2 separate regions of the Homo sapiens genome follow, and region 1 is linked to region 2. Evidence: chromatin loops called from intact Hi-C (ENCODE). Cell type or tissue: heart left ventricle. All regions are shown on one strand. Links, peaks and the distances in the headings refer to the core of each region. The heading gives the core; the rest is flanking DNA.

What was found. Peaks named below come from ENCODE experiments on the same cell type or tissue, not always from the same donor. Only the 100,000 strongest peaks of a DNase experiment are listed, where the experiment ranks them.
Region 1: a loop joins it to region 2, with 2.3 times the contacts of the local background. A loop is called at or near these places in 41 of 110 quality-filtered maps.

The regions. Positions count from the first base shown.
Region 1 is chrX:41,063,794-41,079,841 of GRCh38, forward strand. It overlaps the pseudogene CLIC4P3. Among named protein-coding and RNA genes, the nearest start is that of USP9X, 14 kb to the right of the region's middle. In heart left ventricle, for the core only: no CTCF peak of the experiment used is centred there; no DNase peak of the experiment used is centred there.
Region 2 is chrX:41,002,350-41,018,397 of GRCh38, forward strand. No RefSeq gene overlaps it. Among named protein-coding and RNA genes, the nearest start is that of USP9X, 75 kb to the right of the region's middle. In heart left ventricle, for the core only: a CTCF peak has its summit at 8,203; a DNase peak (open chromatin) is centred at 8,182; H3K4me3 peaks cover 1,195 bases; H3K27ac peaks cover 1,347 bases.

The DNA of each region.
Region 1 (16,048 bases), core at 7,423-15,422, 65 kb after region 2:
AGTGCAGTGGCACGATCTTGGCTCACTGCAACCTCCGCCTCCCAGGTTCAAGCAATTCTCCAGTCTCAGCCTCCCGATTAGCTGGAATTACAGGCATGCCCCACCACACCCGGCTAATTTTTATATTTTTAGTAGAGATGGGGTTTCACCATGTTAGTCAGGCTGGTCTCTAACTCCTGACCTCATGATCCGCCCACCTCAGCCTCCCAAAGTGCTAGGATTACGGGCGTGAGCACCACTGCGCCCAGCCAAGTTGTAAATAATTTAACAACTGAATATAATCAAAAAGAAAACTAGAGGCAGTCGTTAAAAATTGAAGACAAACTGAAACAAATTGAACCTGATTATATATCAAGTTGGTGGCAAAACTATGCATATAATAATGATTTCAAGTGATTCATGAACAAAGTATTTTTCTTCTACTTTGTGGGCTGGATCCTAAGGACTAAAATAACTGCGAATAAATCTTAAAAGGCATTCGGTGATCTAACTGTTAGTAATAACATTGATATTGTTATCCTGAAACTATTCTATCTATCCAGTGGAATAAATCAAGTAAGTCATTATGTTAATATCATTAGGAACCAAGATTTTACACATGAGAGAAGAGATGCAAACACAAAATCAAAGAAATTAAGTAAAAACCCTTTAATCTTTAATTTAGATTAGAAATAGCAGTATTTATTCATAATTTATTTTTATTTTGAAAAAAAATTCTTAGCTCTGTGCACTGAAAAGATCTGAAAAGAAATGATAGCAATAAAGACCCAGCATCCAGATTATAGTGAGTAAATATAATTTAAAACAAACAAATATGCAGAACTCCTTAGGGAAGTGGCTAGTTCCAATTCCGAGGCTGGAAATGTAAAAGATGAACTTGGAATATCCTATCTTACCAGAAATTAAGAAAAATTAAGGACTCCAAGGGTTGTATGACAAGATGGAACAATTTGAGCATCAAAAAGCATAATGACTGCAAAGTACTGTAATATTTACACATCAAGTATTTTAAAACTCCATGAGTTCATAATGACATCAATAATCAATAAATAAAACCTCACTGGTTACCTTTTGGAGGCTGCTGGAACATCAACTCACTAATTGTATAATAGGCAAATAAAGGAAAAGAATCACATTTATTTTGTTTTTCTGGGCAAACTATATTCAAGAGCATCCAGAAATGATAGGAAAGTTCTTCATTATGAACTAATTCAAGTTCGTAAAAAAATGACAGAATTGGAAAATCACCTTTTATGAAGGATAGTCTGGGTTATGGAAATGTTTTATGTCTTCATATAAGTGGTGGTTACATGGTTGTGTAAATATGAATATGTAAATATTCATCAAGCTGTTCACTGGATGTTTGTTCATTATATTTTAAGTAGTTTAACCTTAATTTAATAATTTTGGCTGGGCACAGTGGCTCACGCCTGTAATCCCAGCACTTTGGGAGGCTGAGGTGGGCGGATTTCCTGAGGTCGGGAGTTCGAGACCAGCCTGACCAACACGGAGAAACCCTGTCTCTATTAAAAATACAAAATTAGCCAGGCGTAGTGGTGCATGCCTGTAATCCCAGCTACTCGGGAGGCTGAGGCAGGAGAATCACTTGAACCCGGTGGCAGAGGTTGCAGTGAGCCAAGATTGTGCCATTGCACTCCAGTCTGGGCAACAAGAGCAAAACTCCATCTCAAAAAAAAAATTTAAAAAAAAATAATAATTTTACCTCAATTTTCAAATTACACTTGAATTATAAAAAAATTTCCATTGTGGCCAGGCCCAGTGGCTCACGCCTGTAATCCCAGTACTTTGGGAAGCCGAGGGAGACAGCTCACTTGAGGCCAAGAGTTTGAGAGAAGCCTGGCCAACATGGTGAAACCTTGTCTCTACTAAAAATACAAAAATTAGCCAGGCATGGTGGTGCGTGCCTGTAATCCCAGCTACTCGGGAGGCTGAGGCACAGAATCTCTCTATCCTGGGAGGTGGAGGTTGCAGTGAGCTGAGATCGCACCACTGCATCCAAGCCTCGGTGATAGAGTGAGACTCCATCTCAAAAAAATAAAGAAAATTAAAAAATCTCCATTGTGGCCAGGTAAGGTGGCTCACGCCTGTAATCCCAGCACTTTGGGAGGCTGAAGTGGGCGGATCACCTGAGGTCAGGTGTTCGAGACCAGCCTAGGCAGCATGGTGAAGCCCTGTTTCTACTAAAAATACAAAATTAGCTGGGCATGGTGGTGCGTGCCTGTAGTCCCAGCTACTCGGGAGGCTGAGGCAGGAAAATTGCTTGAACCCTGGAGGTAGAGGTTGCAGTGAGCCAAGATCGTGCCACTGCACTCCAGCCTGAGCAACAGATTGAGGCTCCGTCTCAAAATTAATTAATTAATTAATTAATTTAAAAAAAAAGGTCAGGCGTGGTGGCTCACGCCTGTAATCCCAGCACTTTGGGAGGCCGAGGCAGGCGGATCACCTGAGATCGGGAGTTCGAGACCAGACTGGCCAACATGGTGAAACCCCATCTCTACTAAAAATACAAAAATTAGCTGGGTGTGGTGGGGCATGCCTGTAATTCCAGCTACTCGGGAGGCTGAGACTGGAGAATCGCTTGAACCCAGGAGGTGGAGGTTGCAGTGAGCCTCTGCACCACTGCACTCTGTCTTGGGTGACAGAGTGAGACTCCATCTCAAACAACAACAACTATAACAACAAAAAAAACAAGTGTTCTCTAACCAGGCATGATGGTACATGCTTATAGTCTCAGCTACCTGGGAGGCTGAAGTGGGTGAATTGCTTAAGGCAGGGAGTTAAGGCTTTGGTGAGCTGTGATCTCACCTTTGAATAGGCACTGCACTCCAGCCTGAGCAAGAGAGTAATACCGTGTCAGTAAAAAAAAGAGAGAAAAATGTATACCTGGAGAGCACTAATGCCCTTCTCTTACTACAGACTTCCAATAGCTGCCTTAGCCTATATTTCCATGTGGCACTGCCCTGTACTGATTTAGCAGAAGATAACATGTGGGGAGAGCTGTTCATCCCAACCACCCACAGACCACCGCATATCTTCTGCAGACCCCTACAGTCCAGGGGGCCACCAGGGCAGAACTATTGCAATCCTGCAGGAAAAACCAACACCCTAACCAAGCCCTTAGAGTGGCAGCAGTGTCTGTGGTATCCAGCTGAGAGTAGAGTCTTACAGAGACTGTTGCAGTGGACTTGTTCCTAAGTATGTGTGACAACCCCCAGCAACTCCTGGAAATAATGAGGTGCTTTTTGTGGGGAGTTGAGGTTCTTGCATGAACAGGTGGCAGGGCAATTAGGTTACACCTAGATTTTGTTTTATGGCAACAGTGGACCTGGATGTCTGTGGGAGTGGCAGCTTGCAGGAAGAAAGGTAGACTGTTTCACTTTCCCCTAAATAGGCCTGGGGCTGGGATCCACAGTGATCCACTGGGATCACAGTGTGGGACTGGGATCCACCGGGCCTGGGATCCACAGGAAAAACAGTTTTTTCCTGGCAGAGGAATCAGCAAAGGCAAAGGTGGTAGCATGTTTATTGTTAAAGGAATGGTAAGGAGGCTGGCTGGAACGGAGGGAGTGAGGGGGGGAAAGTAAGAAATGAAGTCAGAGAGATAATGATGGGGATTGGAGACCATGGCAGCCTTCTCTGATCATTTCCTGCCCAAGGGTTGTTTTACACCTCGAAGCATTTGAGAGCAGGCTCTTGGTTTCTTTGGTAATTTAATTCCTTCAAAACCATAGAAGGCTTCAGATCTCTTTGCTTCCAGACAGTTCCATGTGCTGTAATGTAACTATGCCCAATGTTCTTTCCTAGACATAGTGGTAAAGTCTCCTTTTTGCAGTGTTTGTTTCTTGGTCCTGTGCTTCTTTCTCTTTCAAATTAATGTTGGCTACCTCGATGTCATCTCAAGCAACAGGCTTAGGTGAGGGCACCACCACCCTTAATCTAATTTTTGCTTTAGGGCAGGGTCCCTCTAAGTGAGGGGTCTTTATGGACTATTGTGTCAAGGGGTCAAAAGCTCACAAGATAGGGACATGAAACTGCCTTGCAGCAGTTCCTTGCCCTTATCTCCCCTTGTTCCAGGAAGAATCGGGGGGCATTCTGCCAACACTCAGGTCAGACTGCAGCCAAGCCTCGCTTGTGTGGCCTACATGAAGATGTGCAGCGTCACCAGCATATCATGACAAAGTCTTCCCGTACACTTTGTGACACAAAGTCTTTTTCGGTCTCCTCTCTTCTTATTTGGGATATAGAAGTTGTGAGCTTTTCTAACCCTGTATCCCCAAATTTCCCAACTCTTTCTTTTTAACTTTTAGGTTCAGGGGTACATGTGCAGGTTTGTTATATAGGTACATTGTATGTCACAGGGGTTTGGTGTACAGATTATTTCACCGCCCAGGTAATAACCAATAGGTAGTTTTTTGATTCCTCCTCTCCTCCCTCTGTCCACCTTCAAGCAGGGCCTGGTGTCTATTGTTCCCTTTTTTATGTCCATGTGGAATCAGTGTTTAGCTCCCACTTATAAGTGAGAACATGAGATATTTGGTTTTCTGTTCCTGTGTTAGTTCACTTAGGATAATGGCCTCCAGCTTCATCCATGTTTCTGGGAAGGACATGATTGTGTTCTTTGTTAATGTTGCATAGTATTCTATGGTATATATGTACCACCTTTTCTTTATCCATTCTACCATACATGGTTGTTTAGGTTAATTCCATATATTTGCTATTGTGAATAGTGCTGCAGTCAACATATGCATGCATGCGTCTTTATGGTAGAATGATTTGTATTTTTCGGGGTATATACCAATAATTGGATTGCTGGGTGGAATGGTAAGTTTGCTTTGAGCTCTTTGAGAAATTGCCATACTGCTTTCCACAGTGGCTGAACTAATCTACATTTTCATCAGCCGTGTATAAGCATTCCTTTTTCTCCACAACCTTTCCAGCATCTGTTGTTTTTTGCCTTTTTAATAATAGCCATTCTGAGTGGTGTGAGATGGCATCTCGTGTTGGTTTTTTTTTTTTTTTTTGACATGGAGTCTCGCTCTGTTGCCCAGGCTAAAGTGCAGTGGCGCGATCTCAGCTCACTGCAACCTCCGCTTCCCGGGTTCAAGCGATTCTCCTGCCTCAGCCTCCTGAGTAGCTGGGATTACAGGCATGTGCCACCATGCCCGGCTAATTTTTGTGTGTGTGTGTATTTTTAGTAGAGACAGGGTTTCACCATGTTGGTCAGGCTGGTCTCGAAATCCTGACCTCGTGATCCGCCCGCCTCAGCCTCCAAAAGTGCTGGGATTATAGGCGTGTGCCACCATGCCCAGCTAATTTTTTTTTTTTTGTATTTTTAGCAGAGACAGGGTTTCACCATGTTGGTCAGGCTGGTTTCGAACTCCTGACCTCGTGATCTGCCCGCCTCAGCCTCCAAAAGTGCTAGGATTACAGGCGTGAGCCACCGCGCCTGGCCGTGGTTTTTTTTAATTTGACTTAAGGGCAGGGGGACTTTGGGGACTTTGGGGTCATTGTGGTTTTGATTTGCATTTCTCTAATAATTAGTGATGTTGAGCCTTTTTTCATGTGCTTGTTGGCCATGTGTATGTTTTTTTAAATTAAATTAAATTAAATTTAATTTGAAGTCCTGGGATACCTGTATAGCATGTGCATGTTTGCTACATAGGTTAACATGTTTCATGGTGGTTTGCTGTACCTATCAACCCATCACGTAGGCATTAAGCCCCACATGCCTTAGCTATTTGTCCTGATGCTCTCTCTCCCCTCACTTCCCTGTGGATGTGTCTATGTCTTGTTTTGAAGAGTGTCTGTTCTTGTCCTTTGCCCATTTTTAAATGGGGTCGTTTGTTTTTTTTTCTAGTTGATTTAAGTTCCTTACAGATTCTGGATATTAGACCTTTGTCGGGTTCATAGGTTGTAAATATTTTCTCCCATTCTATAGGTTGTCTGTTTACTCTGTTGATAAGTTTCTTTTGCTGTGCAGAAGCTCTTTAATTAGGTCCTATTTGTCAATTTTTGTTTTTGTTGCAACTGCTTTTGGCATCTTTGTCATGAAATCTTTGTGAGGTCCTATTCCAGAATGGTATTTCCTGATTATCTTGCAGGATTTTTATAGTCTTAGGTTTTACATTTAAGCCTTTAATCCATCTTGAATTGATTTTTGTGTATGGTGTAAGGAAGGGGTGGAATTTCAGTCTTCTGCATATGGGTAGCCAGTTATCCCAGCACCATTTATTGAATAGGGAGTCCTTTTCCCATTGCTTGTTTTTGTCAACTTTGTTGAAGATCAGATGGTCGTTGGTGTGCGGCATTGTTTTAACTCTTTTTTTTTTTTTCAAGACGAAGTCTTGCTCTGTTGCCCAGGCTGGAGTGCAGTGGCACGATCTTGGCTCACTGCAACCTCCGCCTCCCGGGTTCAAGCAATTCTCCTGCCTCAGCCTCCCAAGTAGCGGGGACTACAGGCATACGCCACCACACCCGGCTAATTTTTGTATTTTTAGTAGAGACAGGGTTTCACCATGTTGGCCAGGCTGGTCTCAAACTCTTGACCTCTTGATCCCCCCACCTCGGCCTCCCAAAGTGTTGGGATTACAGGCATGAGCCACCGTGCTCGGCCTATTTTAACTCTTTATTTTCTTTCATTTCTGCTATTGAACCAGCCGGTTCTTGAGTCAGCTTTTCTCTTCATGTAATACCTTGCTAAATACAGCAAGTAACCATCAATACATACCTAAAATTGCTTTCTATCTTTTTTTCCCTAGAGTTATAGGCCCAGGAGACATTTGATCTGACTTCTAATTTATTACAGGCGACTTTTTAATCAAGAATTTTGCTGCTTTTTAACATGGCTCTCCATGTTGTATCCTCCAATATCAGTTTTGTCACTGCTCACTGGCTCAAATACAACACGTTTTGTTATTGCTCATCTTAAAGTATTATGTGGGTGAACAGGTCAATGGGGCAGCCTTCCTCCATGCAGTCATTCAGAAACCCAGGGTGACAAGAGCTTTGCTACCTTCAGCACATGGCCACCAAGGTCATCCTTGGGGGTCGCATGCAGTCATCCCTACTGCAGCAACCTGTCAGAGGAGAAAAACATATAGGAATATGTTTGTGAGTTTTATAGGAGCAGACTAAAAGTGGCACGAGAAATTTGCTCTCATATTTCATTGCTTATAAAGCAATTTCATCATATGACTATATCTAACTGCAAGGGGAGGCTGGGAAATGTGTGCCCAGGAAGAAGAGGAAAGCATGGATCAGGTGAGGAGCTAGCCATCTCTGCCACGGGTGCTTTGGAATAGTGTATTGGCAATGAGAGTAGTGAGAAGTTGTAGAATTTTAGGTTTATATTGAAGGTAGAGACATCAGAATTTGCTGACTCCAAAGCTTTTGGACTAAATAATCGGAAGAATAAAAATGCCATATACTGATATGGTAAAGACTATTGAGAACTCAGTTTTAGGCATTTAATTTTTGAGATGTCTATTAGCATCCATGTGGAGATGTCAACTAAGCACTTGGATATGCAGGTCTACAATTTAAAGAAATGGTCAGTATTGAAAATGTAAATTTGGGGATCCTTAGTATATGGATGGTATTCAAAGCAGCTGTATACTAAATGCGAAACTATATATAACAATACTGAATTTCATTCACTCTACAAAGTGCAATTTCCTCACATCTTTGAAATTGGAATGCACTTTAGAACACTCAGCCTTCAGTTATGATTGGCAGTGTTTTCTTTCTTTGTTAATGGCACATAAAATAATGATGTATCTACAATTGATGGCACCTCAGATTCAATGAAGCATAGTAATAATGATAAAAATGATAATGATAATATTGAGCACTTAATATTGTGGATGAGACACTGTGCTAAGCCGCTTCTACGATTATCTTTATATGCAGTTGTAATATAGAAAGGCTAAGAACACAGACACTGGGGCCTGACTGGGTGGGGTCTGTCTGAATTTTAGCTCTGTGCTTACTAATCACATGACTCCAGCCAGATGCTTTATCTATGCCATAGTTTTCCTATCTAAAATAAGATGATAATACCACCTAACTTACAGGTTTATTATAAGGATTAAAGGAATTAATACACATATAGTGCCTAGAACGAGGAATTAATACACATATAGTGCCTAGAACAGTGCTTAGCACATAAGTACTGAAATGATTTAATATTATTGTTAAAATATGTGAAAAGCATATGTAGGTCAGGCACGGTGGCTCGTGCCTATAATCCCAGCACTTTGGGAAACCGAGGGGGGCGGATCACTTGAGGTCAGGAGTTGGAGACCAGCCTGGCCAACATGGTGAAACCCCGTCTCTACTGAAAATGCAAAAAAATTAGCCGGGCATGGTGGCGTGCGCCTGTAATCCCAGGTACTCAGGAGGCTGAGGCAGGAGAATCGCTTGAACCTGGGAGGCGGCCACTGCACTCCAGCCTGGGTGACAGCAAGACTCCATCTCAAAATAAATAAATAAATAAATAAAGAGCATATATGTATGCATGTAAAAATTGACTATACTCGTTTTTGTTTTTGTTTGTTTGTTTGTTTAAGACAGAGTCTCCCTGTGTCACCCAGGCTGTAGTGCAGTGGAATGATCTTGGCTCACTGCAGCTTCCTCCTCCCGGGCTGAAGCCATCCTCCCACGTCAGCCTCCCAAGTAGCTGGGACTACAGGCATGAGCCACCATGCCCAGCTAACATCCCTTTACTTTTAATCTATGTCTTTATATTTAAAGTTGGTTTCTGTTAGATGACAAATAGTTGGGTGTTGGGTTTTTTAATCTCTTCTGACAGTTTCTGTCTTGTAATTGGTGTATTTTATAATAATTAGACCATTGATGTTTAAAGTGACTGTTGATACAGTTGGATTAACGTCTACCATGTTTGTTACTGGTTTCTATTCATTATCCTTGTTCTTTGTTTTTTTTGTTGTTGTTGTTGTTTTTGCCTTACACTTTTTTTCTGCCTTCTCTGGTGTTAGCTGAACGTTTTTTTTTGTTGTTGTTGTTTTTCTAAACAGGATTTTGCTTTGTTGTCCAGGCTGGAGTACAGTGGCATGATCTTGGATCACTGCAGCCTCGACCTCCTGGGCTCAAGTGATCCTCCTACCTCAGCTTCCTGAGTAGCTGAGACTACAGACGTGCGCCAGCACACTTGGCTAATTTTTGTATTTTTTTTGGTAGAAAGAGGGGTCCACCATGTTGGCCAGCCTGGTCTCGAACTCCTGGGCTCAAGCAATCTGCCCGCCTTGGCCTCCCAAAGTGCTGGGATTATAAGCGTGAGCAACCGTGCCCGGCCAATTGAACATTTTATATGATTCTAATTTCTCTCCTCTCTTAGCATATCAATTCTACTTCTTTCTTTTCAGAAGTTGCTCTAGAGTTTGCAGTATACATTTACAACTAATCTAAGTCCACTTTCAAATAACACCACCACTTGACAGGTAATACAAGTATCTTATAACAGAATATTCTCAATTCCTCTCTCACACCCCTATAACATTGCTGTCATTCATTTCAGTTATCCATAAGCTATACTGAATATTGCTAATATTGAATCACTGCTATTATTATTTTGAACAAACTGTTATCTATTAGATGTATTAAAAATAAAAATAAAATATTCTATTTTACCTTTATTCCTTCTCTAATCCTCTTCCTTTCTTTTTTTTTTTTTTCCTTTGAGACGGAGTCTCACTCTTGTCACCCAGGCTGGAGTGTAGTGGAGCAATCTCGGCTCACTGGAACCTCCGCCTCCCAGGTTCAAGCAATTCTCCTGCCTCAGCCTCCTGAGTAGCTGGGATTATTGACGCCTGCCACCACACCTGGCTAATTTTTGTATTTTTAGTAGATGGGGGGGTTTCACCATATTGGTCAGGCTGGTCTCGAACTCCTGACTTCAGGTGGTCCACCCACCTCGGCCTCCCAAAGTGCTGGGATTACAGGCGTGAGCCACTGCGCCTGGCCAATTTGAAACTTTTAGTAGCCTGCAGTAGAGTCGTTGGGAGTGCCTCTTTAACTTGGCCCTGGCTCTCTTGATTCTAGAAAGCTCTGTGTGGAAACAGGGCCCTTTCACATGCTTTAGAGAAGCTACTTTAATTACTAAAAATGATTTAGAAGTTTAGCATTTTAGCAGATTTTTCTAAAATATTCCAAACAACTCTGTAATAGAGACTAGATTATAAATAATTCTCTTATAATTTTGTGTATACTGTCGATTTGAATATGCTTTCTTTTTTTTCTTTCCCCCAATGATAGGATAAGCATAAAATTCAAGACAGTTGCTGTCTAGAATATCATGTTCTAATTTAGTGAGATCCAAATTAATGATGTTATAGTAGATGAATTGGTAGCAAATGAGCATATTTGCTTATGGGCTTTAAAAGTGTTTACTTTTTCTGAGATAAGTAGTAATATTTCCAAATTAGAGTAGACTTTGAAGAAACTCTAGCAAAAGGAAGAGTTGGTTGAAAATCTCCCTTTTTACAAGACTTCTAGGCTAGTCAAGAAGAAATAACAGTGCTAAGGCAGAAAGCAGGACAGAACTGAAGCTTCTCCAGGCTGCAGTCATGTAGAGAATTTGACTTGATGTCTGACTTGAATTAGCAAATGGTTGGTCTGGGTGACTGCAGTGCAGTTTTGATTGTGAATATGGCTGGAAAATTTGGAATCCTCTAGACGGTATGTAGATATATATCTGAGATATACCACTGCTAAGGAGCAATGGATTTACTAGAACTAGCATAGGGTCAGGAATGAGGCATAATTAGTGCCACAAACTGGTGATATCTCCTCCTGGGAAAATATGTACTTCTTAGGCCTAGATGAAATAAACATGATTTCGCTAGTAAAAACAAAAGGATCAAATTATTTTGCGCTATGGTGGTTTACATAAAATATATAAGGTACAGCCTTATTTTTTTTTATTTTTATTTTTAAAAGCCCCAAAGATCTAAAAACTCTACAGTAAAAGGAGTGAAATAATACCTAAAACACTGGCTAATAGACTCTGGTGGAATATTAATAGTGATGCCCCCTGGGGTAAGGTAAGGTGGAGATGCAGAGAGGCAGGTTGGCCTGGGGTCAGCTCTGGGGTCCCTCCAGCACTTTTCAGGTCTTACTCCTCAAATCTTTATTTTTATTTTTTATTTTGTTATTGTTGTTGTTTGTTTTCAGATGGAGTTTCGCTCTTTTGCTCTTGTTGCCCAGGCTGGAGTGCAATGGCGTGATCTCGGCTCACTGCAACCTCTGCTCCCTGGGTTCAAGCGATTCTCCTGCCTCAGCCTCCCGAGTAGCTGGGATTACAGGCATGCGCCAACACATCCGGCTAATTTTTGTATTTTTAGTGGAGACAGGGTTTCGCCACATTGGCCAGGTTGGTCTCAAACTCCTGACCTCAGGTGATCCACCCGCCTCTGCCTCCCAAAGTGCTAGGATTACAGGCATGAGCCATTGCGCCCGGCCCTGCTTTTTGTTTTTTTTTTGAGACAAGGCCTGGTTCTGTCGCTCAGGCTGGAGTGCAGTCGTGTGATTTTGGTTCACTACAGCCTCAGCCTCCCCAATAGTTGGGACTACCGGCATGTGCCACCATTCCTGGCTAATTTATTATTATTTTTTATAGTGATGGGGTCTCCCTATGTTGCCCAGACTGGTCTCAAACTCCTGAGCTCAAGTGATCCTCCCACCTCGTCCTTCCAAAGTGGTGGTATTACAGGCCCTGGCTGATCCTTGCTCTCTCAGCGACCCCTCCTCCTTTTTGCTCCTACCCCAGATTTCTTCTTCGGGTTTCCTGCAAAGCCATCCAGTTTGATGCCCAGGCCCTGGGGGCTCAGCTTCCACCACTTGGGCCTCTCAAAGTTCTTTTGAAAATCAGAATAAGAAATATTTCATCTCATTGCGTATCTTTGTTTTATTTGGGTTTTTCTTGGCTTTCTAAATTGCTGGGGGGATTTTAAAAAATCTTTTTGTTTTTTAACTAGAGAAACTAACAAAATATACACAGACTCTCAAATGACACTATGGGTACCTTCATGGCTTTGCCTTTAATTATTTATTATTACCTTATTCCTCTTCACAGGGGCAAACCCATGCTTTATGAAGCCTGATGCTTACACAATTATGGGAGCCTTCTTTGAAAAAAAAATTTCAAAATTACAAATGCAAAATTAGGTACAAAAGGGAATATTTACAATGAGAAATCACCACAAATGGCAAGATTTAAACAGCTGACAAATTAAACAGCGCAAAATCCAGGAAAAAAAAAAAACCATGGTTGATCAAAATTTCTTCTTTTCTTTTCTTTTTTTTTTTTTGAGATGGTGTCTTGCTCTGTCGCCCAGGCTGGAGTGCAGTGGTGCCATCTCAGCTCACTGCAACCTCCGCCTCCCAGGTTCAAGCGATTCTCCTGCCTCAGCCTCCTGCCTCAGCCTCCTGAGTAGCTGGGACTACAGGCACGTGCCACCAGGCCCGGCTAATTTTTTGTATTTTTAGTACAGACGGGGTTTCACCGTTTAGCCAGTATGGTCGCTATCTCCTGACCTCGTGATCCGCCCGCCTCAGCCTCCCAAAGTGCTGGGATTACAGGCGCCATCTCGCCTGGCCTTTTCTTATTAATAATTTAGAAATGTTTATTCAGCTTCACAACTTGTTAGTGATATCAAGTACTTTTTGTTTTGTTTTTTTTGAGATGGAGTCTTGCTCTGTCCCCCAGTCTGGAGTGCAGTGGTACAATCTTGGCTCACTGCAAGCTCAGCCTCCCGGGTTCAAGCGATTCTCCTGCCTCAGCCTCCTGAGTAGCTGGGATTACAGGCGCCCACCACCACGCCCGGCTAATTTTTTTGTGTGTTTTTAGTAGAGATGGGGTTTCACCATGTTGGCCAGGCTGGTCTCGAACTCCTGACCTTGTGATCCGCCCACCTCGGCCTCCCAAAGTGCTGGGATTGCAGGCATGAACCACCGCGCCCGGCCAATATCAAGTACGTTTTTAAGATGATCAACTTTGGTCGTGCGCAGGGCGTGGGGAGGTGCTGAGGGGCCGAGGCCGCGGCCAGTTAGACGCCGTACTGTCCAGAGAGCACTGCGGCGGGAGCCGGCAGTCGGAGCAGCCTTGGAGCAGGAGGAGCAGCAGCAGCAGCAGCCGTCGCCGTTTGCGGAGCGCAGCCGAGCCGGCCATGGCGTTGTCGATGCCGTTGAACGGGCTGAAGGAGGAGGACAAAGAGCCCCTCATTGAGCTCCTCGTCAAAGCTGGCAGTGATGGTGAAAGCATAGGAAACTGCCCCTTTTCCCAGAGGTTCTTCATGATTCGTTGACTCAAAGGAGTTGTATTTAGTGTCACAACTGTTGACCTGAAATGGAAGCCTGCAGACCTACAGAACTTAGCTCCCAGGACCCACCCACCGTTTGTAAGTTTCAACAGTGAAGTCAAAACGGATGTAAGTAAGATTGAGGAATTTCTTGAAGAAGTCTTATGCCCTCCCAAGTACTTAAAGCTTTCACCAAAACACCCAGAATCAAATACTGCTGGAATGGACATCTTTGCCAAATTCTCTGCATTTATCAAGAATTGAAGGCGAGAGGCTAATGAAGCACTGGAGAAGGATCTCCTGAAAACCCTGCAGAAACTGGATAAATATCTGAATTCTCCTCTCCCTGATGAAATTGATGAAAATAGTATAGAGGACATTAAGTTTTCTACACATAAATTTCTGGATGGCAATGAAATGACATTAGCTGATTGCAGCCTGCTCCCCAAACTGCATATTGTCAAGGTGGTGGCCAAAAAATATCACAACTTTGATATTCCAAAAGAGATGACTGGCATCTGGAGATACCTAACTAATGCATATAGTAGGGACGAGTTCATCAATACCTGTCCCAGTGATAAGGAGGTTGAAATAGCATATAGTGATGCCAAAAGACCCACCAAGTAAAATTGCATTTATGAAAGAGATGTCTTCATGTCTTCCCCTAAGAATATGCTTTTCCTAACAGGCTACTCTTCTTCTTATAGAGTAGAAATTGTATTTTGCACGAACATGCAGTTATTGAGGATTAGGATCAAGGGTAGACAAGGTATAGTAGTTATCTTAAAATATACACTCCTTGACCAGGTGCGGTGGCTCGTGCCTGTAATCCCAGCACTTTGGGAGGCCGAGGCGGGCAGATCACCTGAGCAGGAGTTCAAGACCAGCCTGGCCAACATGGTGAAACCCCGTCTCTACTAAAAAAAAAGAAAAAAAAAATTAGCAGGACGCGGTGGTGCGCACCTGTAATCCCAGCTACTTGGGAGGCTGCAGCTGGAGAATCGCTTAAACCTGGGAGGCAGAGGTTGCAGTGAGCCAAGTTCACGCCACTGCACTCCAGCCTGGGAGACAGAGCGAGATTGCATCTCAAAAAAAAAAAAAAAAAATATATACACACACACACACACACACACACACACACACACACACACACACACTCCTAAGCAGTATTATTTTAAAATCCTTTTACCCTGCCTACCTCTGTACCCGTGTTCCCCTCTTTTTAATTTGGAGACACTCCACCACAAACTTTTCACTTTAGAGGTAGCTTGCCATCTTTCAGGAGCCCTCACCATTGTGTCTATTCACTGTGCATAGATGACAGAATTTTGAGGTGCAATGTCTGTTTAAATAGTAGCTACGACTTTATCAGGCAACCCCAAACTGGTGCATAATGCATGGTATAAGGAATATTTATGTATTTTTTGGATTTTTGTAATATTTAGTGCAGGGTGGAGGGCTAACAGAGGAAAGAGCTCCATTCTTCAAACTAGAGTGATGAAAATTCATTCTGAAACTCAAAGTATTTTCTTTTCTTCTTTTTTTTTTTTTTTTTGAGATGGAGTCTCACTCTGTTGCCCAGGCTGGAGTGCAATGGCATGGTCTTGGCTCACTGCAACCTCCTCTTCCCGGGTTCAAGAGATTCTCCTGCCTCAGCCTCTCGAGTAGCTGGGATTACAGGCGCCCACCACCGCGCCCGGCTAATTTTTGTATTTTTAGTAGAGAGGGGGTTTCACCATCCTAGGCAGCCTGATCTTGAACTTGTGACCTTGTAATCCACCCTCCTCGTCCTCCCAAAGTGCTAGGATTACAGGCATGAGCCACTGCGTCTGGCCCAACTCAGAGTATTTTCATTTTGGATATTTATTCTCTTGTTTTTTATTAACCCAGTGATTACACTTGGCCACGTTCGAGGAAGGTATGTCCATTGTAATTTTGATGATCAGAATTGTTTTTTTTGTTGTTGAAAGACAGATACTACTTTATCAGGGACGTTAGTCAAATCAAATGGAAATTGGTAAATGGACAAAAGCTACCTAGTTAAAAGGATGATCTGACAACATGCTTTAATCCCACTGTATGTGGAAAGAGCATAGCTTAAAATCTTGAGAAATTTGGACCATAAAATTTTCATGGTAGACAGTTCGTGCAGTATATAAATTGGCATAATGGAAATAATCTGATTTTATTTTTACAACTAACAAATCATTCCTCTTCATTTAAACACCTTTTGTATTTACTTCAGTGAGGAGATTGGAGTCTGAATGGAAAGTCTTACTGTTTTCCAAGGGATTCTGAGAAAGTTTTGTATTCAACAGTTGGAAAGTTCTCTACTATTCTAGTTGATAAAACTTCCCTTTTTTGATGTAGATGCATATTTTCTATACAGTTCTGTTGTCTTCTTTTACTACGACTGTTAACTTTTGTCATAAAATTCAAATAAGATTTTATTTCTTGGTAATTTTGACTTTCACAATTTATCTTTAAATCCTTGAGCAATCTGTTTACAATTAAGAGATTTCTGACATTTATTCTTACACTAAGTGGATACACTCTAGGATTTAGGCATGTTAACTTTATTTCTGTTGTGTTTTGAATCGCTCCAGAGTTGCATGTAGATAGCATTTATTTCTGTGCACTTAAACCTATTTAGAAAATATCTATGAAGTAAAAATGGAGAGGAAATAGAAATGTATTTTTTCATGAAAATT
Region 2 (16,048 bases), core at 4,245-12,244:
AGCATGTTTACCTCTCTGAAGCGTGCATTCTACCATCAGGACACCCATCCATTTGTCTTCCCCACACTGCACAGTGAATCCAGTGAGTCTCCTGCAGTCCTTTGATCTTAGAAAACCAGGCCAGAAAATAACAAGTAGCAACCTGGGGACAGTAAAATCTCTGCCCTGGGAATCGCTTTTCCTCCTAGAGCTGATCTACTACAACTACTCAGAATACATGCAAATGCTACACAATCATCCCGGTGACATATGTCTGTGTTATCCACAGGTGAATTTTGAACCTAGGACCTCTTTAAACTTCTTTGCAGTTACTTAAAGTGTACTAAAGAAAGGCTAATGTATGATAGTGCCAGATTGAAGTAAGTATTCGGAAGGCAATGGTTTCCAAGAGCAGATAGATATTCTTCAAAGTGAAGGCTTAGAGGAAATGATGCCCGTGAAAAAGGGACAGGCATTAAACCAGTGCCCAGAAAATAGCTCCATTAAATGAGCTTCTTACCACCATTAAAGTGGAAGTGTGACCTGCTCACTCTTTGTAATTTAGAGAACAAATGAATCAAAAAGTAAAATCCAAGGCTAGACGAGGTGACTCATGCCTGTAATCCCAACACTTTGGGAGGCCAAGGAGGTCGAATCACTTGAGCTCAGGAGTTTGAGACCAACCTGACCAACATGGAGAAACCCCTTCTCTACAAACAATGCAAAAATTAGCCAGGTGCCCTGGTGTGCGCCTGTAGTCCCAGCTATTCAGGAGACTGAGGCAGGAGAATCTCTTGTGCCCAAGACACAGAGGCTGCAGTGAACCGAGATATCACCACTGCACTGCAGCCTGGGTGACACAGTCAGACTCTGTCTCAAAAATAAATAAATAAATAAATAATCAGGCCAGGCACAGTGGCTCACACCTGTAATCCCAGCACTTTGGGAGGCTGAGGCGGGAGGATCACTCAGGCGTTTGAGACCAGCCTGGCCAACATGGTGACACACTGTCTCTACTAAAAATACAAAAATTAGCCAGGCATGGTGGCACGCACCCGTAATCCCAGCTACTCAGGAGGCTGAGGCAAGAGAATCACTTGAACCCGGGAGGCGAAGGTTACAGTGAGCCGAGATTGCGCCACTGCACTCCAGCCCAGGTGACAGAGTAAGACTCCGTCTCAAAATAAATAAACAATAAATTACCAATTCTGTGGTATTCTATTATAGCAACACAAAATAAAGATAGCTTCCCTCTGCAGGTCACTGTGATATATCTTCTGGGATTTAAGAACTTTCATTTTTAAGACCTGGTTTTCTGAAAATGTTTTATAGGCAGCAGGGCACTAAATCCTCTCAGAGAAGCCAAATCACTGAGTAAGGAAAAGTGATGAATAGCACTTCTCTGTATTGTCAGAAATCAGTGATTGGGGGATTACAGGCTTATAAGTGGTTAGTTCTCTAGGAGATATCTTTCAACTTACATCTGGCTCTGGTAAAGAATTGTTAGGAAGACAAAGAAATACAAATTATTGATATTGATTTCATCAAACATTATCAGAGTAGGAAGAAAATTAAACTTGACCTTCATTCACCCCATACCATACACAAAAATTATTCCAGGGTAAAGTATCAGAACTTTATCAGAAATATGAATACTGGACAGTTGAAGGAGTAGGTATACTTTGAACCCCCAAGCAAAGATGGCTAATCTTCTAAATACTTAAAGGCTTTTCTTATCAGGCAGGTCGTTTGACCTCTAAGTGGATTCAAAGACTCAGAAGTCTATGTTATCCTAAAATTCCAGCATAATTAAGCTACATGCTAACATAAAAATGATTTTATCTTCTATCTTCAAAATGTTTCCCTAGGCTGGGCACGATGGCTCACGCCTGTAATCCCAGCACTGTGGGAGGCTGGGGCAGAGGATTGCTTGAGCCCAGGAGTTCGAGACCAGCCTGGGCAATATAGTGAGACCTCATCTCTACAAAAAATTTTTTCTAGAAAATTAGCCACGTATGGTAGCACATGCCTGTAGTCCCACCTACTTGGGAGGCTGAGGCAGGAGGATCACTTGAACCCGGGGAAGTTGAGGCTGCAGTGAGCTGTGATCGCCCCACTGAACTCCAACCTGGGCGACAAAGCGAGACTGTGTCTCAAGAAGAAAAAAAAAATGTTTTCCTAATAAAACATATAAATGAGAAGAAGTGAAATCCAAATCATACATCAGTGAATTATTTAAACATTTATTGCTTTCCCTAATCATAAAAGTAATAAATATTTACTGTAAAAAAAGAAACTTAGAAACTAGAGAAGGTATAAGGGAGAAAAAAATTAAAGTTACCCATAATCTCACCACTCAGGGACTACCATTTCAAATGTATGGGTTAATATGGTTTACTTCTCTTTCTGTGGACACCTAGATGTGCACATAGAACCTCTATGAAACTGGGATCCCAGTATTTGCACTGTTTCAAAACCTGCTTCTCTCATTCAACAGAATATGTGCCCTTGTCATCATTTCTAGTGGCTGCATGAAAAAAGAGGCATCACAACCTACTTTATCACTCTCTCATTGCCAGACATCCAAGCAGCCTCCCAATATTTGTTAATGTAAACAAACAAACAAAAAACTGCAAGGCCAGGTGCTCACCTGAGCCCAGGAGGTCAAAGCTGCAGTGAACTGAGATCGTGCCACTGCACAACTCTGTCCCAAAAAATAACAATAATGCTGCTGGCTGGGCGTGGTGGCTCACACCCGTAATCCCAGCACTTTGGGAGGCTGAGACAGGAGGATCCCTAGAGCTCAGGAGTTCAAGACCAGCCTGACCAACATGGTGAAACCCCATCTCTACTAAAACTACAAAAGTTAGAAGGGCATGGTGGCACGTGCCTGTAGCCCCAGCAACTCGGGAGGCTGAAGAGGGAGAATCACTTGAACCTGGGAGGCGGAGGTTGCAGTGAGCCAAGATTGCCCCACTGCCCTCAAGCCTGGGTGACACAGTGAGACCCTGTCTCCAAAAAAAAAAAACCAAAAAAAAAAAACCATGCTGCTAAGAGCATGTCTGCACATGTATCCTTGCACACTTTTCCATTTATTTTTGTTACCCAGGTGACTCCAGGTCCTCCAGTCTGCACAATTTACCTTTTCCTTTAATATCTAAATAAAATGCTGGAGACTCATCCCCTCCAACAAAGGGAAGTTCAGCACTTCCCCCAAGGTCTTCAAGAGGTCTCAGCGGGGTTCCGTTCCTCTCAATCACTTCTCACTCTGTTTTCCTGTTTATCCCTGCAAGCATTTCATCCTCTTGGGCAGCTGTCCCCTTTCAACATGACTTTGCCTTTCTTCCTTCATCTGTCCAAAGTGCCCCTAATGCATGGCAGCCACGTGTAGCTGCCTTTCACTGAGCTTTGGGGGAAATGAAAGACAATCACAATACAGGGCAGGAAGTAATCAAATTCACACCAGACATTACTGTTCCTAGAAAGTTGCTGGCCATTCTCCACCACCTGGGGACTTCTCATGGATGGCATTCCTTTATGGATCCTGCCATGCTCCTGGGACCTTCTGCCTTCTGCTCTCTTTACTGACCCCCTGACCTTTTTATATCTTCTCTCCTTTCTGTGTACCTAAACTCTTTTTTTTCTTTTTTGAGACAGAATCTCACTCCATCTCCCAGGCTGGAGTGCAGTGGCTCAATCATAGCTCACTGCAGCCTCGAACTCCTGGGCTCAAGTGATCCTCCCACCTTAGCCTCCTTGGTAGCTGGGACTACAGGCATGCATGACCACGCCTGGCTAATTAAAAAAAAAAAAAAAATTGGCCGGGCGCAGTGGCTCACGCCTGTAATCCCAGCACTTTGGGAGGCGGGCAGATCACGAGGTCAGGAGATCATGGCTAACATGGTGAAACCCCATCTCTACTAAAAATACAAAAAATTAGCTGGGCGTGGAGGCGCCTGTAGTCCCAGCTACTCGGGAGGCTGAGGCAGGAGAATGGCGTGAACCTGGGAGGCGGAGCTTGCAGTGAGCCGAGATTGTGCCACTGCACTCCAGCCTGGGCGACAGAGCGAGACTCTGTCTCCAAAAAAAAAAAAAATTTAATTTAAAAATAAGGGTCTCCCAGGCTGGTCTCAAACTCCTGGCCTCAAACCATCCTCCTGCCTCTGCCTCACAATGTGCTAGGATTACAGACGTAAGCCACCATGCCCAGCCTTTGTACCTAAACTCTTTATCTTCTCACTCAAGCAGCCCTGAAAATTCCAAATGCCTCCTGCTTATTTTTATTTTTTATTTTTATTGAGACAGAGTTTCGTTTTGTCACCCAGGCTGCAGTGCAGTGGCACAATCTTGGCTCACTGCAACCTCCGCCTCCCAGGTTCAGGCGATTCTCCTGCCCCAGCCTCCCAAGTAGCTGGGATCACAGACGCACTCCACCTTGCCTAGCTAATTTTTGTATTTTTTATAGAGATGGGGTTTTGCCATGTTGGCCAGGCTGGTCTCGAACTCCTGACCTCAGGTGATCCACCTGCCTCAACCTCCCAAAGTGCTGGGATTACAGGCATGAGCCACTGCGCCCAGCCCCTCCTGCTTATTATTTAATCCCTCCCAAATCCCAGGCAGCAGCTTCCTCCTTAAAACATCTTCTTCATTTAGCTTCGAGAACGCTACATTCTCCTGGTTTTCTTCCTCACTCACTGGCTCATTCTCTTCATCCTGACCTCTCAGCATCAGGGTGTCCCAGTATGCAGACTTTAGATCTCTTCTCTATTATTGCTCACTCCTGCATGAGCTCACCCAGTCTAACGGCTTTAAATACCCTCTATACACTAATGAGTCTCAAATTTGTATTTTCTGTCCTGACCTCCAGACTCATGTGCCCAATTGCTCCACTAAAAATACAAAAGTATTGGATAGAACCTAAATAACCCAGTTTGAATGGTTATTCTGTATCTCATTCTTTTTCTTTTTTTTCTTTTTTTTTTGAGACAGGGTCTCACTCGGTCGCCCAGGCTGGAGTGTAGTGGCACACTCTCGGCTCACTGCAACCTCCACCTCCCGGGCTCAAGCGATGCTCCTGCCTCAGCTTCCCAAGTAGCTGGGATTATAGGTGCGCACCACCATGCCCAGCTAATCTTTTTGTATTTTTAGTAGAGATGGGGTTTCGCCATGTTGCCCAGGCTGTATCTCATTCTTAATCTGTCCATAATTAAATTCTGCATTATTCCCAAACCTGCTCCTGCCTAGCATCCCCCTTCTTAGTAAATAACGGCTCCATTCTTCCACTTGCTCAGGCCAAAAACCTTGAAGTCATCCTTGACTCTCATCTTTCTATTACAATTCACATTTGACCTCGTAGCAAATCCCTTCAGCTTTGCTCTTATAGTGTTATTGCCTCTGACCACTTCTCACCTTCTCCACTGCTGCCCTGCCCTGGTCCAGCCTCCTGACAGCCTCCTGGATGGACCACTTGCAATAGGTCTTAATTGGTCTCTCTGTGTCCACTCTTGCCCAGCTGTAATTTACTCCTCATGGATAGCCTTTCAATATTTAAGCCAGCAAAGGTCATGTTCCACTTCAAAACTTTCCAATGGTTTCCCACCTGACTTGACCCAAATCAAAAGCCAGTGTGATCTGTCCCCTGGCTTTCTCTCCAACCTCAGCTGCTATCACCCTCCCTGCTTGCTCACCATGCTCCAGCCACATTGGTCTCCCTGCTGTCCCCTGAATAAAGAAGTTCATTCTCAGGAGGCTGAGACGAGAGGGTCGCTTGAGCCCAGGAGTTCAATGTTACAGTGAGCTATGATCATGCCACTGTATTCCAGGCTGGACGATAGGGTGAGACCTTGTCTCAGAAACGAAGTTCGTAAACTTCCTTCTCATCTTCGGCCTGTGTATTACTTTCTCCGCTCCTGAAATGTTCTGCCTTCAAATATCAGCATAGTTTCCTGCCTTTGTTCATTCATGTCTCTGACCCAACGGCACCTCCTCAAAGAGGCCCCCCCTTGACCACCTTATCTAAAAATAGCACCCATATTACTCTCTAATCCTTGACGCTGCTTTATTTTCCCTCTTGGTACTTAATCTGACATTTGGTGACATTTTTCATCTTTATATTTATTTATTTATTTATTTTGAGATGAAGTCTCGCTCTGTCGTCCAGGCTGGAGTGCAATGGCACAATCTCAGCTCACTACAACCTCCACCTCCTGGGTTCAAGCAATTCTCCTGCCTCAGCCTCCCGAGTAGCTGGCCTTACAGGCACGTGCCACCACGCCCAGCTAATTTTTGTATTTTTAGTAGAGATGGGGTTTCGCCATGTTGGCCAGGCTGGTCTTGAACTCCTGACCTTGGGTAATCCGTCCACCTTGGCCTCCGAAAGTGCTGGGATTACAGGCGTGGGCCACCGCGCCTGGCCCATTTTTCATTTTTAGATTGCCTCTTTCCCCCATGAGGGCAGGAACCTGGTCTGTTTTGTTTATTGCTATATTCCTATTATCTGGAAGAAGAACTGACACAGAAGGGGTGCCACAAATTCTTGTTAATTCTCTTCGTTTACGTTATGCAAGGTTCAAGTTCTTCCCAAATAGAATATAGCATGGAAGTTCTCGCAGGTGCTCTCTCTCCTCAATGCAAGACATGGCCACCTCTGAGATACAGTTGGCTCACCCCTAAAATGCTAAAGCCCAGCGATCACACAGGCGCACATATTAGAGCACTTCCTTCTCATAAACTTCCAGAAGCAGAATTACTAGATCATGAGCTAAACTCCCAAATTAACCTCCTGAGAGGTCAATGCTAATTCCTTTCCCATCAGCAGTACTCCATTACGGTGTACTCTGGGCCTTCAGGCAAATAATAATGATGATGATGATGATGTTGATGATGATGATGATAGTGTCCTCTTCACTCTTTGTTAACTGGAAAATAAACAGATCTTTTTAGTGGCAGGGAAACTTCTGGGTTATCAGGACTAGTGAGGTCCTGGGATGGGCTTTTAGGAGAAAAGAAGCTCTTCTGGCAGCTTCCATCTCTGAAATTATGTCCCCACCAATACTGTAAATTGTTTCCCCATGATGCCAAGTCATGTTTATTCAGGAATTCATTCACTTCATAATTCCTTTTGAGTATGTATTTTGTACGTAAACTCCAAACTTTTGCCAAGCTCAAGAATATTCCTTGAAATAAAGGAATTTGGCCAGGCATGGTGGCTAACACCTGTAATCCCAGCACTTTGGGAGGCGGAGGCGGGCTGATCACCTGAGGTCAGGAGTTTGAGACCAGCCTGGCCAACATGGCGAAACCTCGTCTCTACCAAAAATGCAAAAATTAGCCAGGCACAGTGGCAGGCGCTTGTAATCCCAGCTACTTGGGAGGCTGAGGCAGGAGAATCGCTTAAACCTGGGAGGCGGAGGTTGCAGTGAGCCGAGATTGTGCCGTTGCACTCCAGCCTGGGCGACAGAGCGAGACTCTGTCCTCCCCGTCCCCGCAAAAAAAAAAAAAAAAAAAAAAAAAAGGAATTTATAACTATCCTGGCATTTAGCAGTTTACAGGGGGGTTTCACTTCCGTTTTCTCATTTGGACCATGCAAAAGCCAACTGAGTACAATTCTGCCCATTTTACAGATGAACAAACCAGAGGCACAGAGGAGAGGGATTTGCCCGAGGCTACACAATACCTGTGAGTCACAGCCAGGACTAAGGATCCTGTGAGCTTCTCAGCACATGCCACTCCTTCCTACAACACCCTGCCAGGTCCACCACCTCCGTAAGTGGAGAATCTTAACGAAGGGCGACCTATGCACGCACCTGACTTCTGAGCTGAGGAACAGTAGAATGAAGGAGTTATTTTTAAATGGCTTTTACCGAGCCTGTGATGTCATTTCATTGATCACGCTGGGAGATGCGGTGCTGAGTTGTGCTATGGCAACTCGATTAAGGCTGGGAACTCCATTTCCTAGAAGCCCCTCCCTGCTGTGTTTCCGGGTTAGAGTTGGCCAAAAGAGAACCTTGTGCAAGAATTGTAGGGCGGAAGGCGAGCAGCAGTCACTGCCCCTGGCAGGTTTCCCGTCAGATACAGTGAAGGACAGAAACAGAGGGGCCCTGAGAGGCCCTGCAGCTCCCGGTTTATCCGGCTCTCTCCTCTGCTCCCTCCCAGCTAACATTTCCTGCTGTTGGCTCTGCTACCCAACAGCTGCCTCGGGCCCACCACCAGGGGCTTGGCTGTCGCCCCACATGGGGCGGGAGCTACGTAGAGGCCACAGCTCCCATAAACCTCTCCACGAACTCCCCCTCCGCGGCCCTGCTTCGGTGGCTAGATGTGCTTTGGCTTCTGGAATTTTCCTGCAAGCTCTGATTTGTCCAACTGCACCAGTGCTTCCGGCAACGGCTAGTGACTCTCTGATCTTCTGACTCCTCCTTCCAGACATTCACTTCCCCAGCTCTTCCCACAGCTGTGAACGGTTTTATTCCTAGAATACTCACAGTGGCTCTGTTTCCCTGGCTGAATCCTGTTACGATACTTACAGATTCTGCTTTACATGAAAAACAGCATAAGAAAAAAAAAATGTTCTGGAGTGTAAGGCAGAATTCCACCTGATACTTAGAATCTATATATCTCATGTGCTTGATTTATAGATTGGATATGTGGGAACTAAGGAAAGAAGATTATTCAATGAACCAGTGGAGGAAGAATCGTGTATGCTTTCAGTGTAGACCAAACTGGGGAAATAGATGAGAAAGGAATAACTGAAAAGACATAACCTTCTTTATCTTGTTTTTCTAAGCTCAAAAGATGGAAGAGGGGAAGGAATTGGTAGTGAAGCCATTTTTGTAGTCTGGAAATTTTCTGTCAAGTTTTACATAATTCCTTAGGGCATACCAAAGAAAATAATCAGTCCTGTCTACCCTCTAAGTAACTATCTTCTCTTGAAAGAGAAAGGAGTGATTCTTATTTAGGAAATCTAGTTCTTTAAATATAAAATACGAAATTGAGCCTGGGCAACATAAGGGAGACCTTGTCTCTACTAAAATTCAAAAAGAATAAAAATTAGCCAGGGGTGGGGCGCAAGCTGATAGTCCCAACTATTTTGGGGGCTGAGGTGAGAAGATCGCTTGAGCCCAGGAGGTTGAGGCTGCAGTGAGCAATGATCTCACCGCTGCACTCCAGCCTGGGTGATACAGTGAGACCCCATCTCAAAATAGATACATTAATTAAATTAAATGTGAAATTACACGTGAACAGGAGCAAACCGATGTTCAAGGATTCTTAAACATTATAAAACCAACAGGACAATATCTACCTGGTTAATGCTGAGGTGAATAGTCAAGGCTCTAATGTTAATAAATAAATACATCAAAGATCTTTTCCTTTCTCTTCCTTATTGTAGCCTCCTCTCTTTGCAACAGAGAAAGGAGGTCTTAGAACAGTTTCCAGTGGAGAAGAATTTTGAAATTCAGCGTTTTCTTCCTAGCAGTCTGTATGTATGTGAATGTTCTATGCCATTGTTCTTTCAAAATCATACTTGTTTGTCTCCCTCTTCCACCCTCACGCAGTGAGCGTTTTCACCCAGTGTCTTTAAAACATGCCTGCCTCAGGTGGCTGGTCACTTTATCAAATAAAAGGTGGCTGGCTTTGCCAATTTCTTTTCCCTACTCTGCATTAATAAGCCTGGCTCACAGTGCAGTAGAATTTTATTTCCACCAAGCAAATACAGATTGCTTTCTCCTTGGCTGCTTTTTAAAAGTCTTCTCACTCTCACTTGTGTCTAGATCATCCACCCATCCCTGCAGCACTAATGCTGACAGTGGCCAAGAGTATGAAATGTTCTCAAGCCAGTCCTGAGCCCGCAGATTCCTCCTCGGCCACTGGTCACAGGAGTGCACAGGGGGACCACTGTGCAACCCAGACAACCACCAGCTCATCCTCACAAAGAAGAGATCGTCTCCACTCCTGGGACCCCCTGAGACTCCCAGGGACCCAAACTCTTGGCTCTTGGCTCTGCCTGGAGTTTTATCTCCAGCTTGCTGGGTTTACTACCAGAGTCCTAGTTCTCTAGGGCTGCCGTAACAAAGTACCACAAACATGGTGGCTTCAAACCACAGAAACGCATCCTCTCGCACTTGTGGAGACCAGGCATCCAAAACTAAGGTGTCCACAGGGCTGTACTCCTTCTAGCTTCCGATGGTTGCCAGCAATCTTTAGCATTCCTTGGCTTATGTCCGCATCACTCCAATCTCTGCCTCTGTTGTCACAACTCCTCTGTGTAGCTGCATCTTCTCTTCTGTCTCAAGTCTCTCTCTGTCTCTCCCTTTTTTATTTTTATTTTTATTTTTTTTGAGACAGGGTCTCGCTGTCACCCAGGCTGCAGTGCAGTGGCGTGATCATAGCTCACTGCAACCTCTAACTCCTGGGCTCAAGTGATCCTCCTGCCTCGGCCACCCAAAGTGCTGGGATTACAGGTGTGAGCCACTGTGTCCAGTTTATAAGTTTTATGAGTTTATAAGTGCCCTAATAAGGACACTTGTCATTGGAATTTAGGGCCCACCTAGATGATCCAGGGTGATCTCCTCATCTTGAGATCCTTAACTTAATTACACCTGCAAAAACCCTTTTGCCAGATAAGGTCACATTCACAGGTGCCGGAGTTAGGAATGAGAACACATCCCTTGGGGGCCGCCCCTCAATCCACCAGGCTTTGTCTGCCTGGACTCAGAAGTATTTCCTTTCCAGTTTTTTTTTTTCTTTTTTTTTTCGATACGGAGGCTTGCTCTGTCGCCAGGCTGGAGCGCAGTGGCGCGATCTCGGCTCACTGCAACCTCTGCCTCCCGGGTTCAAGCGATTCCCCACCTCAGGCTCCCTGGTAGCTGGGACTACAGGCACGCGCCACCACACCCGGCTAATTTTTTGTATTTTTAGTAGAGACGGGGTTTCACCATGTTGGCCAGGATGGTCTCGATCTCCTGACCTCATGATCCGCCCGCCTCGGCCTCCCAAAGTGCTGGGATTACAGGCGTGAACCACTGCGCTTGGCCTTTCCTTTCCAGTTTTAAAGAATTTTCAGGCCAGGTGTGGTGGCGTGGTGGCGCGTGCCTGTAATTCCAGCTACTCAGGAGGCCGAGGCACGAGAATTGCTTGAACCCAGGAGGTGGAGGTTGCAGTGAGCCAAGATCGTGCCACTGCACTTCAGCCTGGTGACAGAGCGAGACTCTGTCTCAAAAAAAAAAAAAAGAATTTTCTGGCTGGTGCTAAGGTTCACACCTTTCACGCCTGTAATCCCAACGCTCTGGGAGGCCAAGGCAAGAGGATCTGTTGAGCTCAGGAGTTCAAGACCAGCCTAGGCAACATAGTGAAACCCCTGTATCTACAAAAAATTTAAAAATATCCAGATGTGGTGTGCATGCCTGTAGTCACACCTACTCTGGAGGCAGAGGTGAGAGGATTCCATGAGCCCAGGAGTTTGAGGCTGCAATGAGCTATGATGGCACCACTGCACTCCAGCCTGGCCCACAGAACGAGACACCGTCTCTTAAAAAAATAAACAAATGAAAAATAAAGGCCAGGCACAGTGTAGTCCCAGCACTTTGGGAGGCCAAGTTTAGCCTGGCCAACATGGCGTAACTCCATGTCTACTAAAAATACAAAAAAAAAAAAAAAATTAGCCAGGCATGGTGGCACATGCTTGTAATCCTAGCTACTCGGGAGGCTGAGGTAGGATTGCTTGAGCCTGGGATGTTGAAGCTGCAGTGAGCCGTGATCACGCCACTGCACTGCAGCCTGAGCGACAGAGTAAGACCCTGTCTCAAAAAAAAAAAGTTAAGCCAATATATTTCCTCTCCTTTAAGAGGCAGCTTATGGCTGGTGCTGGTGTTGGCTCTGATTCGAACAAAACTAATTGTGTCAAACCAAGTGGTTTGACATCCTTAAGGGTCTAGCAGAATTCCTGGCCCTGTTTCTGAATGATTTTACGATGTCACCAGAGTGCAATGCTGATTTCAGCACTGCCATTCACTTATGTCCTTCAGGTTTCTGGATCATTCTAGCTCTCTCTGCCTAACCATAACTGTCACCAGACAGGCAGGGTTTACAATGACTGCGTAGGTGATTTCAGCGCATTATCTTATTTCTTTTAACGTACGTTTCTGCCATTATCTTGAGCCTAGTTTTGTTGTTGTTTTTTTTTTTTAACAAGACCTTAACAAGAACAAACATTGTCTTTTTAAGGGGAGAACGGCTGTAGAATTGCGGGACTGGAGGAAGGCAGCAACAGGCCATCATGAAAAGTTTAGAGAAGAAGTGGCCACCCTTGGGTATCAATTAAAGAAAATGGTTGAGAGTTTCTCCTGATGTTCTGCATAGTACAGCTCAACTCAATCAAGAAGCAGTCCCTAAAAGGCAGACAGTAACTGTTCAATTGAATTGATTGGGGATGGATGGATGAGTAACAAAAATTGGCCTTAAGTGGAACCCACATATCCCACACATGTATAGCAATTCAGAGTTTATTCAACCAAATTCTGTGGCCACAGATACAAAATCACTTGATTTAGCCACACTGTGATGACGGACTCTTCCTTCATTATGTGAATCGCTATTATGCCTTCATGATAATATCTAAGATGAGTTTGGGATGAAAAGGTAACAATGACATAAACTGACTCATAGGCTTAGGTAGCGGTTGGGCAACAGGGTAGAAGAATGACTCAAAAATTATATTTGAGGTTGATTGTCGTGACTCATGCCTGTAATCCCAGCAGTTTGGGAGGCCAAGATGGGAGGATTGCTTGAAGCCAGTAGTTCAAGACCAGCATGGGCATAGTGAGACCCTGTCTCTACCAAAAAAAAAAAAAGAAAACCAGAAAAAAAAAGAATGATAGTTTAGAAAAGAAGAGAACACTGGGTCTTAGAAAAGTCAGAACCAGAGGGGACATATATTAATACAAATAGGATGGAAGTTAAGCAAGACAATCAAGAAGAGGTGGGTGGAATTTTGTTGAGAAGAGGCTGAAGAAACATTGATCTTACTTGGACACGTCTGAGAGTACAATTCAGAGAACCTGTGAGCTCCAGGGACAGAAATACCAAAAGCTTAATTCTGGCTTGAAACCAGTGCCCAAAGGAGTGAGTTTTCTCTATCTTCCAGCCCTAAAGAGCTTGTGAGGCAGCCTGAGGGAAAAAGATCAGAAATTTTAAAAAGTCTGATGTGCACATTAAGTCGTATCAAATTGTACTTAGGGACTAGGCAAAGCTCCTATAATTCACAGACCAAGAAAATATAGCCAGCCTGGGCAACACGGCAAAACCCTGTCTCTATAAAAAACACAAAAATTAGCCGGGCATGGTGGTGCATGCCCGTAGTCCCAGCCACTCTGGAGGCTAAGAGGGGAGGATTGCTTGATCCTGGGAGGTGGAGATCGTGCCACTGCACTCTAGCCTGGGCGACAGAGTGAGACCCTGTCTCAAACAAACAAACACCACAGAAAAGAAAAGAAAATATAGACCAAGGCCGGGTATGGTGGCTCACGCCTGTAATCCCAGCACTTTGGGACACCGAGGCAGGCGGATCATGAGGTCAAGAGATCGAGACCGTCCTGGCTAACACAGTGAAACCCTGTCTCTACTAAAAATACAAAAATTAGCAGGGCATGGTGGCGTGCACCTATAGTCCCAGCTACTCGGAAGGCTGAGGCAGGAGAATCGCTTGAACCCGGGAGGCGGAGGTTGCAGTGAGCCGAGATTGCGCCACTGCACTCCAGCCTGGCAACAGAGCAAGACTCCATCTAAAATATATATATATATATATATATATATATATATATATATATATATATATATATATATATATATGTATGTATATATATACACCAAAGTTCCTCACCTTTTGGTAAGACAGATGTGTTGGTGACCAAAACAGAGCAAACGGAATCCTGAATGAGACTGAAGGGCTGCAGCTATGTGGTAGAAAAGACAGGAGACTACCCTAAGGCCTCTTTGCCTACAACACAGATGCCTAACAATATTTTTTTCTAAGGTTCTCAGTGACAGTTGGGTGTCATTTTTACATATTGTGTTTTGAAATTATAATCCAAGCACTTAAATAGAAGAGAGGCCTAAGGTAAACATCTCGGGTGACCAGATGATTTTCCTATATGACTCTTTTTTTTTTCTTTTTTTTCTGAGACAGAGTCTCCCTCTGTTGCCCAGGCTGGATTGCAGTGGCTTGATCTCGGCTCACTTCAACCTCCGCTTCCTGGGTTTCAATGATTCTCGTGCCTCAGCCTCCCAAGTAGCTGGGATTACAGGCGTGCACCACCACATCCGGCTAATTTTTGTATTTTTAGTAGAGACGGGGTTTTACCATCTTGGCCAGGCTGGTCTTGAACTCCTGACCTCAAATGATCCACCCAACTCAGCCTCCCAAAGTGCTGGGATTACAGGTGTGAGCCACCACGCCCAGCCCCTATATGACTCTTGTAGTCATTTTTCACCCACTAAGGCTCAGTCAACTCATAGTAGTAATAAAACCCTTGTACTCATACAGTGCTTTACTGTGAAAAAGTATTCTAGACAGTATTTCATTTCATTGTTTCCTAAAGTCCTGGTGAGGAGACATGCCCTAAAGGCCCAAGCCTTTGAGAAAGAAGGAACCCATAAAGAAGGAGGTCATTCTGGAAGCTCCCAGCTGTGCCAGTGAAGGTCAGTGCAGTACCCTGAGGCCGTTATCACTCGTAGGTCCAAAGTCAATGAGACAGAGTGGTAATTGGAACCCAAAAGGGGAAAGTCCCATAAAGAAGCTACCTTGAAAAGAGCTATGACCTTTTGTCTAGGAACACAGCCACACTGAAGTGACCTCGCAGGGAAAAAACCAGGAACGTAGATCCCTGGCTTCACTCTACCCTGTTGCTTTACAGACAGGGTCTCACTCTGTCAGCCAGGCTGGAGTGCAGTGGTGCAATCTCAGCTCACCGTAGCCTCAAACTCCTGGGCTCAAGCGATCCTCCCACCTCAGCCTCCCAAGTAGCTAGGACTACGGGTGCATGCCACCACATTTGGCTAATTTTTTTTTTTTTTTTTTTGCTTTTGGTATAGATGAGGTCTTACTATGTTACCCAGGCTGGTCTCAAACTCCCGGCCTCAAGAGATCCTCCTGCCTTGGCCTCCCACATTCTTCCTTTGATTTCTTGCTGGAGCTCCCCCTTAGCCAAACACAAGCAGAAGTCAGAGGGACAGAGAGCAGGGTGGAGGAAAATGGAGAGCAGGTCTGAGAAGCAACAGAAGCTATCTAGCACTACCTGAGTGACCAGGATTTTCTTCCTTAATTGAACCCTTCTATGCCATATCATCGCATCATTTAACTCTTGCCAGCCCTGGAAGTAAATGGTATTTTCCCTATTTTAGACGTGAAAAAACAGTGACCAAGAGAGGTTAAATGATTTAGCCAAGGTCCCTCAGTTAGTAGGTAGGGGGGCCATGATATGACCCAAGTTTGCTGACACCAGAGCTTGTTCTGTTCACCACCCAGTTCAGCCTCCTCAATGCCACGGAGCCTTCACAGGATTGAGATGGCTCTAGGAATCAGATAAGACAGCAAAGGGAGCCAGGCACAGTGGCTCATGCCTGTAATGCCAGCACTTCGGGAGGCTAAGACAAGTGGATCACTTGAACCCAGGAGTTTGAGACCAGACTGGGCAATATAGTGAGACCCCATCTCTTAAAAAAAAAATTACGGCCAGGCGTGGTGGCTCACACCTGTAATCCTAGCACTTTGGGAGGCCAAGGCGGGTGGATCACCTGAGGTCAGGAGTTTGAGACCAGCCTGACCAACACGGAGAAACCCCATCTCTACTAAAAATACAAAATTAGCCGGGCATGGTGGTGCATGCCTGTAATGCCAGCTACTCGGGAGGCTGAGGCAGTAGAATCGCTTGAACCTGGGAGGCAGAGGTTGCGGTGAGCCGAGATCCTGCCATTGCACTGCAGCCTGGGCAACAAGAGCGAAACTCCATCTCAAAAAAAAAAAAATTTGCTTTTAATTAGCCAGGCGTGGTGGTGCATGCCTATAGTCCCAGCTACT